2 separate regions of the Homo sapiens genome follow, and region 2 is linked to region 1. A link is a loop called in an ENCODE intact Hi-C map of the cell type or tissue named here. Cell type or tissue: chondrocyte. All regions are shown on one strand. Links, peaks and the distances in the headings refer to the core of each region. The heading gives the core; the rest is flanking DNA. Region 1 has its middle 23 kb from the start of YTHDC1. Region 2 has its middle 25 kb from the start of TMPRSS11A.

Region 1 (8,342 bases), core at 285-8,284:
CAGTGCAAGCAGAGAAAGTTGTAATAAAAAGAAGAAAAGAATGAAAGGCATTTAGAAATTCGGTGGTTAAATGTACACTTAGTTAATCATTGTATTTGTTTTTCAAGGGCTTCCTAACCTTTTGGAGAAAGAAAAATATGGCAGAAAGCTGACTGAAGTTTGAAATTAATATGTGCAAAATGTCTGTAGAGGATCTAGTCTATCCTCCTTTCCTTCATCTTAAGACTTAATTTTATCCAAAAATTAAGTAGCCTGATTAGTCATCCTTGCTTTCTTCTCTTCCTGGCTCCTTGGGTTTTTTCCCACATGTATTTGTTCAGCATCTATTACAAAGCAGGCACTGCCCAAGGCATTGTTTTTAATGTACAAGTAGGGAGTTTGAAATTCATCCTTTCGATCAGAAGTTCTCAAACTATACGGTGTATATGATTCACAAGGAAAATTTGTCCAAAGTGCAGATTTCTAGTCTTAATCCCAGATATCAGATTTGAGGCTCTTCGTGGGGCCTGGCAATCTGCCATTTTAACAAGTGTCTGGGAGAGCTGTGGCTCATGCCTATTATGCCAGCACTTTGGAAGGACGATGCAAGAGGATTGATTGGAATTTGTGACCAGCCTAGGCAACACTGCATGACTCTGTCTCCACAAAAATTTAAAAAATTAGCCAGGTGTGGTGTTGCATGACTGTAGTCCCAGCTATTTGGGAGGCTGAGGTGGGAGGATGGAGTGAGCTGTGATCGTGCCACTGCACTCCAGCCTGCGAGACAGAGGTGAGACCTTGCCTCAAGAGACAACAACAGGGCCAAACGCGGTGGCTCACGCCTGCAATCCCAGCACTTTGGGAGGCTGAGGCAGGCGGATCACCTGAAGTTGGGAGTTTGAGACCAGCCTGACCAACATGGAGAAACCCCATCTTTACTAAAAAATACAAAATTAGCCAGGCATGGTGGTGCGTGCCTGTAGTCCCAGGTGAGACAGGAGAATCGCTTGAACCCGGGAGGTGGAGGTTGCAGTGAGCGAAGATGGCACCACTGCACTCCAGCCTGGGCAACAAGAGAGAAACTCTGTCTCAAAAAAAAAAAAAAAAGACAACAACAATGGCCGGGTTCAGTGGCTCACGCGTGTAATCCCAGCACTTTGGGAAGCCAAGGAGAATGGATTATCTGAGGTCAGGAGTTCGAGACCAGCCTGGCCAACATGGTGAAACCCTGTCTCTACTAAAAATACAAAAATTAGTCAGGCATGGTGGCAGACACCTATAATCCCAGCTATTCAGTAGGGTAAGGCAGGAGAATGGCCTGAACCCAGGAGGCATAGTTTGCAGTGAGCCGAGATCGCACCACTGCACTCCAGCCTGGGTAACAGATGGAGATTCCATCTCAAAAAAAAAAAAAAAAAAGACAACAACAAACAAGTGATAAGCAATTCAAGGGACTCCATTCACCTGTTTGAAATTAATAAAACACTTAGTGATTAGATTAGGTTGGTGGGCAGCTGAACTCTTCAAGATTTTATCTATATCTCTTTAAGAACTCCAGAATCGGGGCTCTCTGTTCGAATCCAGACTCTGCCACTTAGGAGCTATTCAGTTGATTGTATTAATCAAGTTAACCTCTTTGTACTCTGTGTCCTCCTCTGTGACAGTACATGGGAATCAAAATATCTACCTCAGAGAGTCACTGGGCAGATTTAGCAGATAAAGCATGGGTGTTATCTGGCATATAGCAGTAAGTACAAAAAAGTAGCTACAATAATAATAACATAACATATAAATTAATATAATAACATTGTTACCATTATTGGCAGTAGTTTTACTGTGGCTCTATTTTTTAGAGAGAAGAGAGAAGACACAAAGTTTTGCCCACAATAAGTGGTCAGGTCTTGGAATATGACTAGATGATTGCTTCAAAAGAGAGAAGTGTTCTGACTGCTTGTATATGTCTTCTGAGGCGGAAATTGCTGTTAGTAACAACCATTTTAGTTTACATTTTCTAAATATTATTAAATCCCTGAGTAGTAGGTAATATTATTGCTATTCTGACATTTTCTTCTCATGGCTTAATTTAAAAGAATCAAAATTATACCCAGCTCAGAGAGGTAAATAACAAATGTTCTCAAGAAGCATCTAAGGCCAGGTGCAGTGGCTCACGCCTGTAATCCCAGCACTTTGGGAGGCCGAGGCAGGTGGATCACGAGGTCCGGAGTTCAAGACCAGCCTGAACAATACAGTGAAACCGCGTCTCTACTAAAAATACAAAAATTATCTGGGCGTGGTGGTGGGAGCCTATAATCCCAGCTACTAGGGAGGCTGAGGCAGGGAACTCCTTGAACCCTGGACGTGCAGGTTGCAGTGAGCTGAGATCGTGCCACTGCACTCCAGCCTGGACGACAGAGTGAGACTCCGTCTCAAAAAAAAAAAAAAAAGCATCTAAAACAGGGGTCCCCAACCCCCATGACACAGATTCTGGTCCATGGTCTTTAGGAACTGGGTTGCATAGTAGGAGGTGACCAGCAGGCAAGCAAGTGAGCATTACCACCTGAGCACCACCTCCTGTTGGATTAGTGGTGGCATTAGATTCTCATAGGATCGTGAACCCCATTGCAAATCGTGCATGTGAAGGAGCTACATTGTAAGCTCCTGATGAGAGTCTAACTAATGCCTGATGATCTGAGGTGGAATAGTTTCATCTGGAAACCATTCATCTCTCTTGTCCATGGAAAAATTGTTTTCCATTAAACTGGTCCCTGGTGCCAAAAAGGCTGGGGACTGCTGATCTAAAAGATGTCCTCATCATAATCACAGATAATGAATACAGAATACTCAGTATCGGAGGAAAGATAAAAAGTTCAGTTTGGGTCAATTTCTTCACTATTTACATACACTTAGGGCCTTAGACCCTTCCATGCTAAAATTTAAATGCATGCATTAGCTCATTTAATCTATAATAGCCCTATAAGTAAATTGCTATTATAATCCTTATTTATTTATTTATACATTTTTTTGAGATGGAGTCTCGCTCTGTTGCCCAGGCTGGAGTGCAGTGGCATAATCTTGGCTCACTGCAACCTTCACTTCCCAGGTTCAAGCGACTCTCCTGCCTCAGCACTCCCTGGGACTACAGGTGTGCACCACCACACCACACTAATTTTTAAAATATTTTTTAGTAGAGATGGGGTTTCACCATGTTGGCCAGGTTGGCCTTGAACTCCTGAACTCAGGTGATCAGCCCACCTTGACCTCCCAGAGTGCTGGGATTACAGGCGTGAGCCACTGCGCCTGGCCTATAATCTCATTTTAAAAGATGCCATTATAAAACATCTTTAAAAATGAAATTTATTCTCTGAAGTGTCAACATAATAAGAAAGAAAAAAAAGACACTTAGGTTAACTAAAGTAATAAAGGAACTCAAACTTGAACCAAGAGCTATGTGATCTTACATCTCACTTTAGTCTGCATATCAAACCGCCTCCTAGACACTTTGAGGCTCACGGGTCTGAAGTGGGTGTAGTGGCATCCTGGGAAGATTTAATAGGACAACAAAGGTAAGTCACACAATGAGCTCTAAATTCTAGTCTGTCCAAAGCATGCTCCTTTCTAAAATTATATTCTAAAATGTTAAGAAAAAATACAAAAAAGGGCATTTTCAGAAAATGTTTTATAGTCCTTCCTCTGAATGACTAACTTTACCTTTTTTCTACATTGCATATTCTTTATCCCAAACATATGCAGAACATGTTGATGTGTTCTCTGATTACAAAGTGTTTTCAAATGATAATGTAATGACTCAGTAGACTTGTGAAATGCAGGCAGAAAAAAATCATTTAAAACCAAAATTGACTGTGCTGCTTCTACCTGCTAAGGGAAGTGGTCTAATTCGCATCAGAGGGGTAAGAGGCAGAGTTCCCTTCCCCTTTTGTAAAAGAAAAATGGGGACAGCAAGCAAAAAATCACTCAATTGTTAGGAAAAAATATCTAAGCCACCCTCTCACCTTCCTTCTCTTTCCCAAGAATTGGTTGCACTACTGAAACCAGAGGAGTGCAGGAATTCCACTATTTTGTAAAATAAGTTTGAGCCAAATTTGCCTGAATTTCTAAGACAGGCTACTTTGGTTGATACACGGATTAAGCCTAAAAATAAAACCTTTTGAGATAAATTGGGTAGTACACCCACAGAATCGCGCCCGAGTCAAGGAGGGAAATCCTTTTGGTATTGTGTTTAAAAATCATTTTTAATTTTCCCTACAACGAAGCGAAACTCCTCACATGTGTTTAATTGTTCGCTCTGAAAGACTACACAGGCCGTTACGAAAATAGTTTTTGGCATGAGTAGTGATCTAGTTATAAATCAGTGAAAAATAAATTGTGTCCATAAAAAAGTTACAGAATTTACCCCTGTGCCATTAAATATTAGTTAACAACCTTGATTTTTAAATTGATGTGCCATATTCTACCATATCGATACTGTATTTGATATGGTTCAGTTGCAGACTGCTCTTCCAGAATAAATAGGCAGAAAGGAATTTATCACTGGCTGCAAACCATTAGATGGCTTACAAACTGTTTGGAATTGTAGGGGCAGGCGCTGTGTGAGCGTTTAGGAACAACTTCCATTCTCCAGAAATGGCATGGGTAGTCCTGCGATCCAAAGGCAGCAGTGTCAGGTGGAAGCGCTAGAAGCCCGAGGCTGCCATTGGCAGAACAAAGCAGTCTCGGCCTGGCTTGGCAGCATCCAAAAGGACCGCAGCCGCCCTGCCGCTGCACACGGTGCATCTGATTGGCGGAACCCAAACCCTTCCGCAGCCCTCCCTGCGAAGATATCTGGGAAACGTAGTTTTTACCTTCTAACCTCTAAGGCACGGAAAGCTTATTCGATGTTGATTGTAATGGAAATAGAACTATGTATTAGGATTTGTTTAACCATCCCTTGAGTTTTAAATTTTTTGGTTGTTACGTAATTTTCTCTGTAATAAATAAATAAAATTCCCTAAACAATATGAATACTTTTCAAATTTTTGATAATGATTGCAAAATTGCTCTCTTGAAAAGTTATGCCAGTTTATACTCCTTCCAGCAATCTTTGTTCCATATTGTCAGTCATGATTAATACATTTGTCAATGCTTTTGAAAAGGAAAGTGACATATTATTTAAAAACTATGAATTTCTTTGGCTAGTTTGAAGATTTTAATTCTCACCACAAGTGAATTACGATTAGATTTTTTTTTTTTTTTTTGAGATGGAGTCTCACTCTATCACCCAGGCTGGAGTGCAGTGGCCAATCTCTGCTCACCAGCAACCTCCGCCTCCCGGGTTCAAGAGATTCTCGTGCCTCAGCCTCCAGAGTAGCTGGGATTTGAGGCATACGCCACCACACTAGGCTAATTTTTGTATTTTTAGTAGAGATGGGGTTTTTGTCCTATTGGCCAGGCTGGTCTCGAACTCCCGACCTCAGGTGATTCTCTGGCCTCGGCCTCCCAAATTGCTGGGATTATAGGGGTTAGCCCTCGCGCACGGCCGCAATTAAGTCTTTAGACGATCTGTTTCCCCAGTATTTCCCAGCAATGTATTTATGAATCATCTCGCATCTCGCATGGTGAGAAACTTAACATGAACGTTCAACCATGTAAAATTATTACCAGTGAAATAAATAACTTAATGTCTAGTGACCTCTTACTGTAGCTCTGTATTGGTAGATAGACACTTCTTTTTTGATCTTTCAAGTATATAGTAAAAAAAATGTTCCTTTTACAGTTTTCAATTTTTTTTTTTTTTTTTTTTTTTGAGATGGAGTCTCGATCTGTCTCCCAGGCTGGAGCGCAGTGGCCTGATCTCGGCTCACTGCAACATCCGCCTCCCCGGTTGAAGCGATTCTCCTGCCTCGGCTTCCCAAGGAGCTGGGATTACAGGCATGCATCACCACGCCTGGCTAATTTTTGTATTTTCTTTAAATTAGAGACAGGGTTTCACCATGTTGGCCAGGCTATTCTCGAACTCCTGACCTCAAGTGATCTGCCCGCCTCAGACTCCCAGAGTGCTGGGATTACAGGTGTGAGCCACCGCGCCTGGCTAATTTTTCATGTTTTTAGTAGAGACGGGGTTTCTCCATGTTGGCCAAGCTGGTCTCAAACTACTGACCTCAAGTGATCCACCCGCCTTGGCCTCCCAAAGTGCTGGGATTACAGGCGTAAGCCATCGCGCCCTGCCTTGTTTTCAAAATTAAACTTAGTTGAAGCCTGTAAGACTTAAAATGAAAGCAAGATTATGTGACTTGATTATGATGCAGCCAAATGAATTTAGATGCAAATGCTAGACTTGAAATGTAAGTGTACGAATATACAGCAGTATAATTTTATGAGGTCTGGGGGTTACTTGTGCATGAGCCCAGGATTTAGATATCTGGCTACTCACAGTAAGATCCATGGAAGGAAATAAATTCTATAAGGAAGCACTGTATAACTCAAAGAAACTAGAGAGGCCCAAATGTCCAAAGCTGCCATTTCGCTTGCTGGAATTTGCTGGTGGAATAACTACCCTTCCCCGAATTAATGAGGCTAAATGAATTCCTGGGGAACCCTCAGGCTGTCAGTGTAACACCTCCCACATCTTTTTTCTCCAGCAGGTGGCATGTACAGCACCATCCTGAAATGGTGATAACTTTATTATTATTATTGTCACTATTCATGGGGCTAACCATCTTCCCTTTTCTTCCCAAATAAGTACATGGAGTTTTAGCATAGGTATTAAAGAAGGCTCGTCAGCATGATGGCTTAAGTCTGTAATCCCAGCTACTGGGGAGGCTGAGGTGGGAACCGAGGAGTTCAAGGCTACAGTGAGCTATGATCATGCCACTGCACTATAGCCTGAGTGACAGAAGGAGACCCCGTCTGTAAAAACAATTTAAAGAGAGAAAGAGAAAGATAGAGAGAGAGAGAATTCTTGTTTCAATGACCTAGAGGAAAAAAGATGTTATAAGTTCGCTTTTGAAACTGGAACATTAATTTTTCACCATATTAAGACAAGACCCTGTATATACACGTTAAACTTAAACAGCTATCTTTTAGGCTGTTGAATGCAAGAAGGTAAGTTTAAGTACCATCTAGTGGTAGGCATCACCCTCCACCTAGTGGCATCCCTCTCCATCTAGTGGCAAGATAGGCGAATTGAAAGCAAGTGCCAAAGAAGAAATAGTCTGATACTGAAATGTTGAACAAAAGTTTAAAAAGACAACAGTATTGACCACGCCTCCTCCAAGTCCCAGCGAGCCCGTGTACAACCTGTCCCGACTCCAGCCGCCTCTTCAGCTCGCCATGGATCCCAACTGCTCCTGTGCCGCCAGTGACTCCTGCACCTGCGCCGGCTCCTGCAAGTGCAAAGAGTGCAAATGCACCTCCTGCAAGAAAAGCTGCTGCTCCTGCTGTCCTGTGGGCTGTGCCAAGTGTGCCCAGGGCTGCATCTGCAAAGGGGCGTCGGACAAGTGCAGCTGCTGTGCCTGATGCTGGGACAGCCCTGCCCCCAGATGTAAATAACGCGACCTCTACAAACCTGGATTTTTTATGTACAACCCTGACCCTGACGTTTGCTACATTCCTTTTTCTATGAAATAATGTGAATGATAATAAAACAGCTTTGACTTGAAAAAAAAAAAAAAAAGAGAATAGTATTAAAGTACCAGATAAACTTTACCACTGTTTTATTAAATTTTAATATAAATAAACTATGTAAAATAATTCATGATTGTAGCAGGTTATCTAATTTGGAAATAAAAAGAATACTCTTGCTGGATGGTAAACAGACTATTCCTAGCATGAGGTCTTTTCTTGGAATTATTTTATCTTAGTCCTTACCTAGAAGGACTTAGGAAGTGACAAACAGTGCTAAAAACCTGAGAGAAAAGTTAAGACATAGTGACAGAATTTTGCAGGACAAAAGAGTGATATTAGTACAGTCTTTCTTATGTTAAACCTTTTATGATCTTGAAAATCTTATCTTTAAATCTTAAGAAGCTGTTGGATTATACTTTAATCATTGCAGGGAAAAGATTTAGAAATTATGTTGTCAACCAGTTTAGATCAAATTGACATCAGAATTGGGTCTTTAGGAGGAGATTTTTGGTACAATAACTTTGTAATCTGAGGATACTAATCAGGGTATAATAGTACACTTAATTAGTATGATTAGCTGATAGTCTCAAGTTAGGACGACAGTCATTGAGCCCATATCAGGTAGTTAACAGTGAGCATCTATCTGTTCTAATATGTTCAGCATTCTGTTAGGATTAGTTGGTGTCCATGCTGTCCTTGTTATTAAATCATCTGAATATCATCCAAGACCATAAGGGACTGTA
Region 2 (8,342 bases), core at 200-8,199, 390 kb before region 1:
TAAAGATTTCACCAGCAGTAGCCCGGGAAAACTTTTTGGTGCTTCCTGATAGAGGGGACACCATTGCAGGTAATAGTTCAGACAGCTGAAAGATAGGAGGGAAGAATGCCTCTTACAAAGATATTGGAGTTGGCTAGTTACTGTTAAATTGCATTGTTGTCCTACATAGGGATAAGGAGAAACTGAAGGCCATTTAAAATATGTTAAAGGCTAAGCATGAGAACCAGTTACAAAAAAGCTTTTATTTCATGCAGAGGAAGAGTAGACACAGCCAAGCAGCAGGCTAAAGATCTAATAGTTAGATACCCAGAGTTTGAATGCTTAGTCAAAGCTGATCGGCTATGCTTTGGTCAGGGTCCTAATTGGGAAAACCCAGGAACTTGAAATATAAGATGGGTCAACTGGATTGATGTCTTTCGGGATGTTGGTTCTGCAGACTCCCTGAAACCTCAGAGTTTATAGAAGTAATCACTGTCTCCTTAGTAAGAGCCAGCTCTTCTCCCCTGCTGAAAGATGCTATAGAGCTGTTTCACCCACAAGGCAACAGGTGCTCCTCAAGAGATATTCTTACCTCCTCAACTGACAACCAGGCCAATGGCTCAGCTAGTAACATGCTGGGCTTGAAAAGATAGAAAAAGAGACTATGTACTAAAGAACTGTAAGAACTGGTGCGTATCTATTGGCTCCTGACATTAGGTTTTGAGGGTGGTTGATCATGGAGGGGTGAATGAAAGACTGGATAAGTAAGAATTCATTGACTTAGGAGCACTTTCTCAAGACATGGAATTTGACAACCTAGCAAAAACCCAAGGAGCAAACCTGCTAGGGTGGCTCTTAGCATCCTGGAAGAAGCCATATCCAGGATTGAATACAGATGAAGTGTCCCAGTTGCCTTAGAAGACAGCGGAGAAAGAAATAAAGAGGCTGAGGGAAGTGGGCATGTCAAAATGGATATATTATGTGAGGCCAGAAGACCCACCAGGGCATGTGTTTCATCAGGAAGCCCAGAGGACATATCATTTATGAAAGTCACTACAAATGAGCTGGTGAGAGGAGCTTGAGAATAACTAAGAAGTTCAATGATGGCTCTCGTTGCAGATGGAGGCTGCAATAAGGGAAGCACCTACAGTCCTGAGATTGTCCATAGGGATGATGGAATCCTGAAGTAATAGATGCAAAGTGTCAGTGCTAAACTGCCAAAGCCAGGAACCCACAGTGAGCTTTAACAAATGGCAAGGTTGGAGGGACAGCTATGGAAGTTTTTCCCACAAAGAATTGTGGAGACAGTTCAAAAAGTATGGTGTTTTTAGGGGAAAATAAACAGGCAGCTAGCCAGCATGCTGATTAACATCTACAACCAAAGAAGAAAAAATGCAAAAATGGAAGATCAGGAGGCTCTAGGTGATCACCCCAATAGAAAGCCATGATCCCTTTCTTAGTTCTTAGACTTGAGGCAATTTTCAGATCCAGAATCCATTGGCTGAAGAGGTGGCCAAGTCCCTAGGAGGAAGAACCCTGTTACACCATGATAATTATATACAGTGATGATTCCCTAAGTGCTTCTCCAAAGGGACCTATAACTTTTTACTTACTGGGTGACTATACAAAAGGCAAAGGGAATACCCAGATATTTCAAAAACTATTAGAAACAGGATCTGAGTTGATACTGATACCGGAGACATATAGCATCATTATAGCTCCTGTTAAGTGTGAAGATTTATGGGGCCCAATTATGTCCTGGATTTGAGATTCTAGGTATATAGTTCCTTTCCTTTAATACTTTAAAAATATTACTTCAGTGACATCTCATATCCAGTATTGCTGCTGAGAAAACTGATGTCCTATGCTTCTTGTTTCTTTATAGGTGAACTGCTTTTTCTCTCTGGTAGCTTTTATAATGTTTTTAATTTAAAATCCACTTTAACATATCAAGGTATGGGTTTTTCCTTATTTCTTCTATTTGGAACTCTATAAGCCTTTTTTATATACAGTTTTAAAATTTTCTTTTATTATTAAAATCTTATCTTCATTAGTTTTTAAAATATTTCCTCATCTCAATTTTTAATTTTTTTCTGCATTTGAGAATCTTGTAATTGGGATATTGGCATCTCTACTTCTCTATCTTTCATATCTCTAATTTTTTAAAATTTATTTTTATATTTTTATCCTTCCCTTCTTCCTTTCTGAGAGAGTTCTTCAATTTGAACTTGCAATTCATCAATTTATTTTTCCGTCATAACTATCCTATTATCTATCTAATCAACTGTGCTTTTGTATTTCAACTCTTATATTTTCCATGTCTAATATTTTCATTCTGTTTTTATGCATGCTTCTTCTTGTTTCAGATGATTAATGTGAGCAATGACAAATAGCTCATATCTTCCCTTATATCTTTAAATACTGATATAATATGTATTTTACATCCTTTGTTTATACTAATGCTTCTGTTTCAGAGGCTATATGTTTTCTTGTCTATTGTCTTTCTTCTGAAGAAGTTGTACCATTTGGAGTTTATTTATTTTAGACTATGATTTCATGTTTCTCCAGGAGCATCAGCTGCTTTATCAGGCAGCATGGGCTATGGAAGGGTCAAAGGGCAGGTGTTTACTTGTGTCAGTCAAAGTGAATTTAAGGAACAGATTGGGGATGAATCCTAGGGTAGAGAGTCCCAGAGCCCACAAAACCTATTATTGATCATTCTCACTCATTGACTTTCTATCAGTTGACTTTTCCAGTGGGAATTTCACTGACAAATTCTTAAGAGTGAAGCAGCACTAGAAGGAAGAAGGTTCTTTTAATTTTAATGCAACAGCCCTGGAGATGTGGAGGGTAAGGTGAGAAGACAGTACCTGAAAGCAGCTAATTAGTGCTACCTTTTCCAGAAACTTCTCTCCTCAGCAGGCTTTTTCTCCTGTCCTTTCAAAATTGGTGGTCTGAATTGCTAAGACTAATTTCTGGTATGATAAGAAGGTAAACATTGTCTCAAAGCAATGTAGGGCAAAACATGGTGTTGGGAGATGTAAGAGAAAAACTTAAAAAGCCTTTCTCTTAACTATCCTCTCATTCTACTCTAGACTTCAGCCACCTACCTCCCTACACACTCTATCTAGTTCAAGTTAGCTCCAGTCTCCTAGTTCTGGCCTAGAATCCAGGTTTACTTCTTTCATCTGTAGTGTGTCTAGGGTTGATTTGGAGAAAGGAACAAGTGTCCTATGCTAGTACACCATTTTTATAGACATGAAAGCCTATGTGTGTGTGCATATGTATGTACTTACCAAATGATCTTATTTTTGAAATGAAAAGTGTATAAATCATTTGTTAGTGAAGATATATATTTATTTATTTAATAAGTCCTTCATTAGTGAATAGATATATTTATTCATGTTTGTATAAATGTAAATAATGTAAACGGATATATAGAAGTTTAAACTTTGATTTGCTTAGGAGAAAATCAGGGAGAGATTGTTAGAATTTTCTTTGTTGGGAAATAGCTCACATAACTTTGTAGCTTGAATTACAGTTGACCCTTGGACAACATGGGGGTTAGGGTTGATGGCCCCACATAGTCAAAAATTCATGTATAACTCGCGACTCTCTCAAAACTTAACTATGCATAGCCTACTGTTGAATGGAAGCCTTTTTGATAAGACAAAGAGTTGACTGACATATATATTTTATGTTATGTGTATTATATACTGTATTCTCACAATACAATAAGAGAAAAGAAAATGTTATTAAAATCTTAAGGAAGAAACAATATATTTACTATTCATTATGTGGAAGTGGATCATCATAAAGGTCTTCCTTCTCATTGTCTTCCCATTGAGCAGGCTGAGGAGGAGGAAGAAGAGAAGGGATTGGTCTTACTGTCTCAGGGGTGCCAGCTGTGGAAAAAAATCCACATATAAGTAGCCCTGATATGGTTTGGCTCTGTCCCCACCCAAATCTCATCTTGAATTGTAGTTCCTATAATACCCACGTGTCGTGGATGGACCCAGTGGGAAGTAATTGAATCATGGGGGCAGATCTTTTCCATGCTGTTCTCATGGTAGCGAATAAGTCTCATGAGACCTGATGGTTTTATAAAGGGCAGTTCCCCTGCACAAGCTCTCTAGCCTGCCACCATGTAACACGTGCCTTTGTTCCTCCTTGCCTTCCACCATGATTTTGAGGCCCCCAGCCATGTGGAACTGTGAGTCCATTAAACCTCTTTCCTTTATAAATTACCCAGTCTGGGGTATGTCTTTATTGGAGCATGAGAACAGACTAATACAGGTCCAGTGCAGTTCAAATCCATGTTGTTCAAGGGTGAACTGTAAAATAAAATATATTTTTAAAATAACATGGACCAGGGGCCGGGCGCGGTGGCTCACGCCTGTAATCCCAGCACTTTGGGATGCCGAGGCGGGCGGATCACGAGATCAGGAGATCGAAACCATCTTGGCTAACAAGGTGAAACCCCATCTCTACTAAAAATACAAAAAATTAGCGGGGCGCGGTGGCGGGCGCCTGTAATCCCAGCTACTCAGGAGGCTGAGGCAGGAGAATGGCATGAACCCGGGAGGCAGAGCTTGCAGTGAGCCGAGATAGCGCCACTGTAGTCCGGCCTGGGCGAAAGAGAGAGACTCCGTCTAAAAAATAAATAAATAAATAAATAACACGGACCAGCAGATGGCAGCACACTGTAACACATTTGGTCAAACTTTATTGCTTCTCCTGAACAACGTGAGTCCTAGTGACCTGCTATTTCCACATTTGCTTGATTTAACTACAATAAAATGACATTAATGGATTATGCAATCCAATTCTTGTTGTATTTGGGTTGGCTGCTTGCTTAAATAGTCATCTGTGGTTTTTAATCTGCGTGGTTTTTAATCTGTGTGACTAAGTCATTCTGATGCTCTTCCATCAGTTGTTACTCTCCCTTGGTTGCCATTAGCATATCTTCCTGGCTTAGAAGAAATACTCTCTTGATTTAAAAAACAACAAAACCTCTTTTTGATTCTTTAATATCCTATTAATTAGAGAAGTTATTTCATCTTTTTCTAAGGTCAGTTGAAAATCCAGTTTCTGACCATTTCAGCCTCAACTATGAGTCTCTGGTGGCCCCTTTTCCACTAGTGGACTGGCGCCACTAGAGGAAGAAGGGTCTAAAAATAATGCTATGCTTGGCCAAACACAGGCCCAAAAGAGTATGCTACTTTAGACAGCAGCTATCAAAAACACTTTATGTGGTTTTGAGAAAGGAGACTTACATACGATTGTATATTCAACGGCTAGAATACTCAGTATCTGACACATAGAGGTTTAAGAAATGCTTGTTGGATGAATAAGTAATTAGGTAAGTCGGCGCCTTGAATATTTTAGGTCAGTGATGTCCAATACAACTTTTTTTTAATGATGGAAATGTTCTATATCTGTGCTGCCCAAAATAGAAGCCACTAAGCCCATGTGACTATTTTGTGCTTAAAATGTGATTAGTATGACAGTAATGACAAAATGTGATCCGTATGAGGAAATACATTTTATTTTATTTTATTTTAATCTAAATAGCTTCATCTGGCTAGTGGCTCGCACATTGGATAGTGTAGCTTTTAGTGCTTAGTGATGTTATGCAATTCTGTATGCTCCACTGTTAAGTGTTAATGGATGATGATGGGCTGAAAGCTGAATACATAAGCCCCCTTTTTGAATAGTGTCTGTCTACGCATTCTGAAGATATTAAACAGAGAACACTTGGTGCAATTATTCAAGATTTAGGCATTTGACAGATAACTCCCTATATATTCATGTATATTTGCCTGTAGGAGCTCAGCCTTCAAACAGTCTTCTTTCTCTAACTTTCTCTAATCAGGAAGATCAGTTTCCAGATGATCCTAATTTGGCTAGGATGGTATAAATATGAGTGTGGTCATACTAGGCTTTTTTTTCCCTAGCGTTTTCAATGCATCAGTATTACAAAAGAGAGAGAAGAAAAAATTTTCCAAACTCATGTAAGGAAATTGTGAGCGCATGGTTTTTAACAGTGATTTTTTTTTTCCTATTACTATTGATCCCATAGCAGTATTTCTTAACTGGGGGTGATTTTGCTCCCCTAGGGACATTTGGCAATGTCTGCAGTAACTTTTGGGTTGCAACTTGGTAGGGGAGTACTACTGGAACCTAGTATGTAGAGTTAATGAATGTTGATAATATCACAATACATAGGACAATCCCTTCCCCTCCCCCAATAAAGAATTAACTGTGACAAAATGTCAATAGCACTGAGATTGAGAAATCCTGCATTGTAGTGATGACTCAAACAGATGAATTTGAGTTTGTTGCCATATATATATATATATATATACATATATATATATATATATAAACATACACAATATCCTATTATGTGGAGCAAGAGAGACTCAAAACCCCTCAAAAGATGTTAGCACAGCAATTATCTCACTAACTAAATTAATTTTAAAAGGGAGGTGGGAATAAAGGTTTAGACACTCAGAGTAAGTGTGAGTTTTGTTAAATACTAGTCCACAATCATGTACAAAATATGCAATTAAATACATATAAAAATGACTTTAACATAATAATTAAGCAATTCAAAAGATGTTTTCTTGAATATCTAAATATTTTCTATAAATAGTAATCTGCAAAAAAAATGCTGGCCACCTTTTTCTAGTAAATGTAAATATTACACAATAAGGTCTTTACCAAAATCTTATCAAATTGTTTGTGAATGTCTAATTTTATAATGGCTTCTCATGTAAGTTGTTTATAAGTATCTAATTTATATTGATTTCCCATTCTGCAGATCCCTTAACTGTTCTGAAGTTTGTTGAAAATTGTTTAAATAATACATTAAGATAATTTAAAAAGTGAAAAGTTTACACAAAGATTGAAACGTCTCTCATTTTAAAGATGAAACTGAAAGTAGCTCTTTCTCATTGAATCCTTGCCTTTTTTCCTTTCAACTTAAAAATGCCAAAAAGGCTGCCTTTAATTTATGAGTACATAAAGGCATTTTTACATAGTTCAGAGCAGAATCCTGTACAAAGCAATATTGCCAGTTCTCTTGCTGCCTGATCCAGGGATTAATTGCTCCAAAATAAACATCAGTGTAATTGTTTAAAGAGACTAAAATATACATTACTGAGTGTAAATATAAATGTCAATCTTTTTCAAGTTTCTAAGAAAAGTTAAATGCACATCTCAGGGCAAAGGGGAATAGATTCACAGTAGTGTCATCTCTTAAGTCCTAGTTTCATGCCTAGTGTCCCTTCCATCATTTGTGTTAATGTTGGTGAAAATTAATAACCTTGACTTATCTAGTCCAGTGAACCCACACATTCTTAATGGGGAATATTTGACAAGAGAGACTAAAGCTGTGGAGCCATCAGGTACAGGAAGTGTGCCATTTCAGCGAAAAAGTAGAGAATGCTTAGCCAATTGGTACTTATCTGATTAAACTGCTGGCTCACTCTGAAAGGAATATTGTATGTCTTAGGAAAAGAAAAATGAATAAATCAGAGACACTTAGCAGCAATGGTAGATCTTTGTGTAGTTGAAATATCTTCTGTGCTCACAGGAGCAAAACACTTCAGATGATGTGAAAGCAAGCCTGCCTTCTTCATGTTTAAGGGGAAAGTCATCAGATCACACTTTTTTGGATTTTGAACTTGATGATAATACACATGGTGGCACACGCTAAACACACTTTTTCTAGAGACCACACATGACATTTATAATTTGGATTTGAGATGATTGTTGCATTAGATGTTAGTTTTAGATTTAATCCAGTCCCAATAATGAGTCACTTCGGTATAAAGTCCTGGCTTGTTTTATTTTCCACAGTCTATTCCCCAGCTTACTATTCCAACAAGGTACCAGGCATTTCTATCACGTGCAATAACCAGAGGACCTCCAGAATCACCCTGGAAAAGAAGAAGAAAACAATACGGTCAATGTAATAAATAAAGGGATGTCAGAAATGGGTTAGTTGGCATCTGAATGTCTAATAAACTAACACTTTGGATTGAAATATGTAAAATCATTCTATTTTACTTACCATTAGTGTTAATATGATAATTGAGCTTATTACTTACTCCCTGTTAATGCCTTCAGGTAGAAGGTAATGTGAATAAAGCTAAGATTTCAGGTTTATCCTTGTAAAATTTTTAGTTTTGCTGTCTAAAATTTTTAGTGTTAGTTTAGACAGAGCAAAACTAAATTCTGTGACACTAGGCATGAGACTAGGAAAGCTTAACTAAGACACAGGACTATGTTCTATGTCTTACATAAATGATAACTTCAAGACTCAACAAACAAGTCATCTCGTCCATAAGCCTCTC

What was found. Hi-C counts contacts between places; a loop is a spot of excess contacts. Peaks named below come from ENCODE experiments on the same cell type or tissue, not always from the same donor. Only the 100,000 strongest peaks of a DNase experiment are listed, where the experiment ranks them.
Region 2: a loop joins it to region 1, with 6 times the contacts of the local background. A loop is called at or near these places in 6 of 110 quality-filtered maps.

What each region holds. Positions count from the first base shown.
Region 1 is chr4:68,369,018-68,377,359 of GRCh38, forward strand. It overlaps the pseudogene MT2P1. Among named protein-coding and RNA genes, the nearest start is that of YTHDC1, 23 kb to the left of the region's middle. In chondrocyte, for the core only: CTCF peaks have their summits at 7,128 (motif pointing left) and 7,345; DNase peaks (open chromatin) are centred at 4,735 and 7,357.
Region 2 is chr4:67,983,921-67,992,262 of GRCh38, forward strand. It overlaps the pseudogene TMPRSS11GP. Among named protein-coding and RNA genes, the nearest start is that of TMPRSS11A, 25 kb to the left of the region's middle. In chondrocyte, for the core only: CTCF peaks have their summits at 4,679 (motif pointing right) and 4,908; no DNase peak of the experiment used is centred there.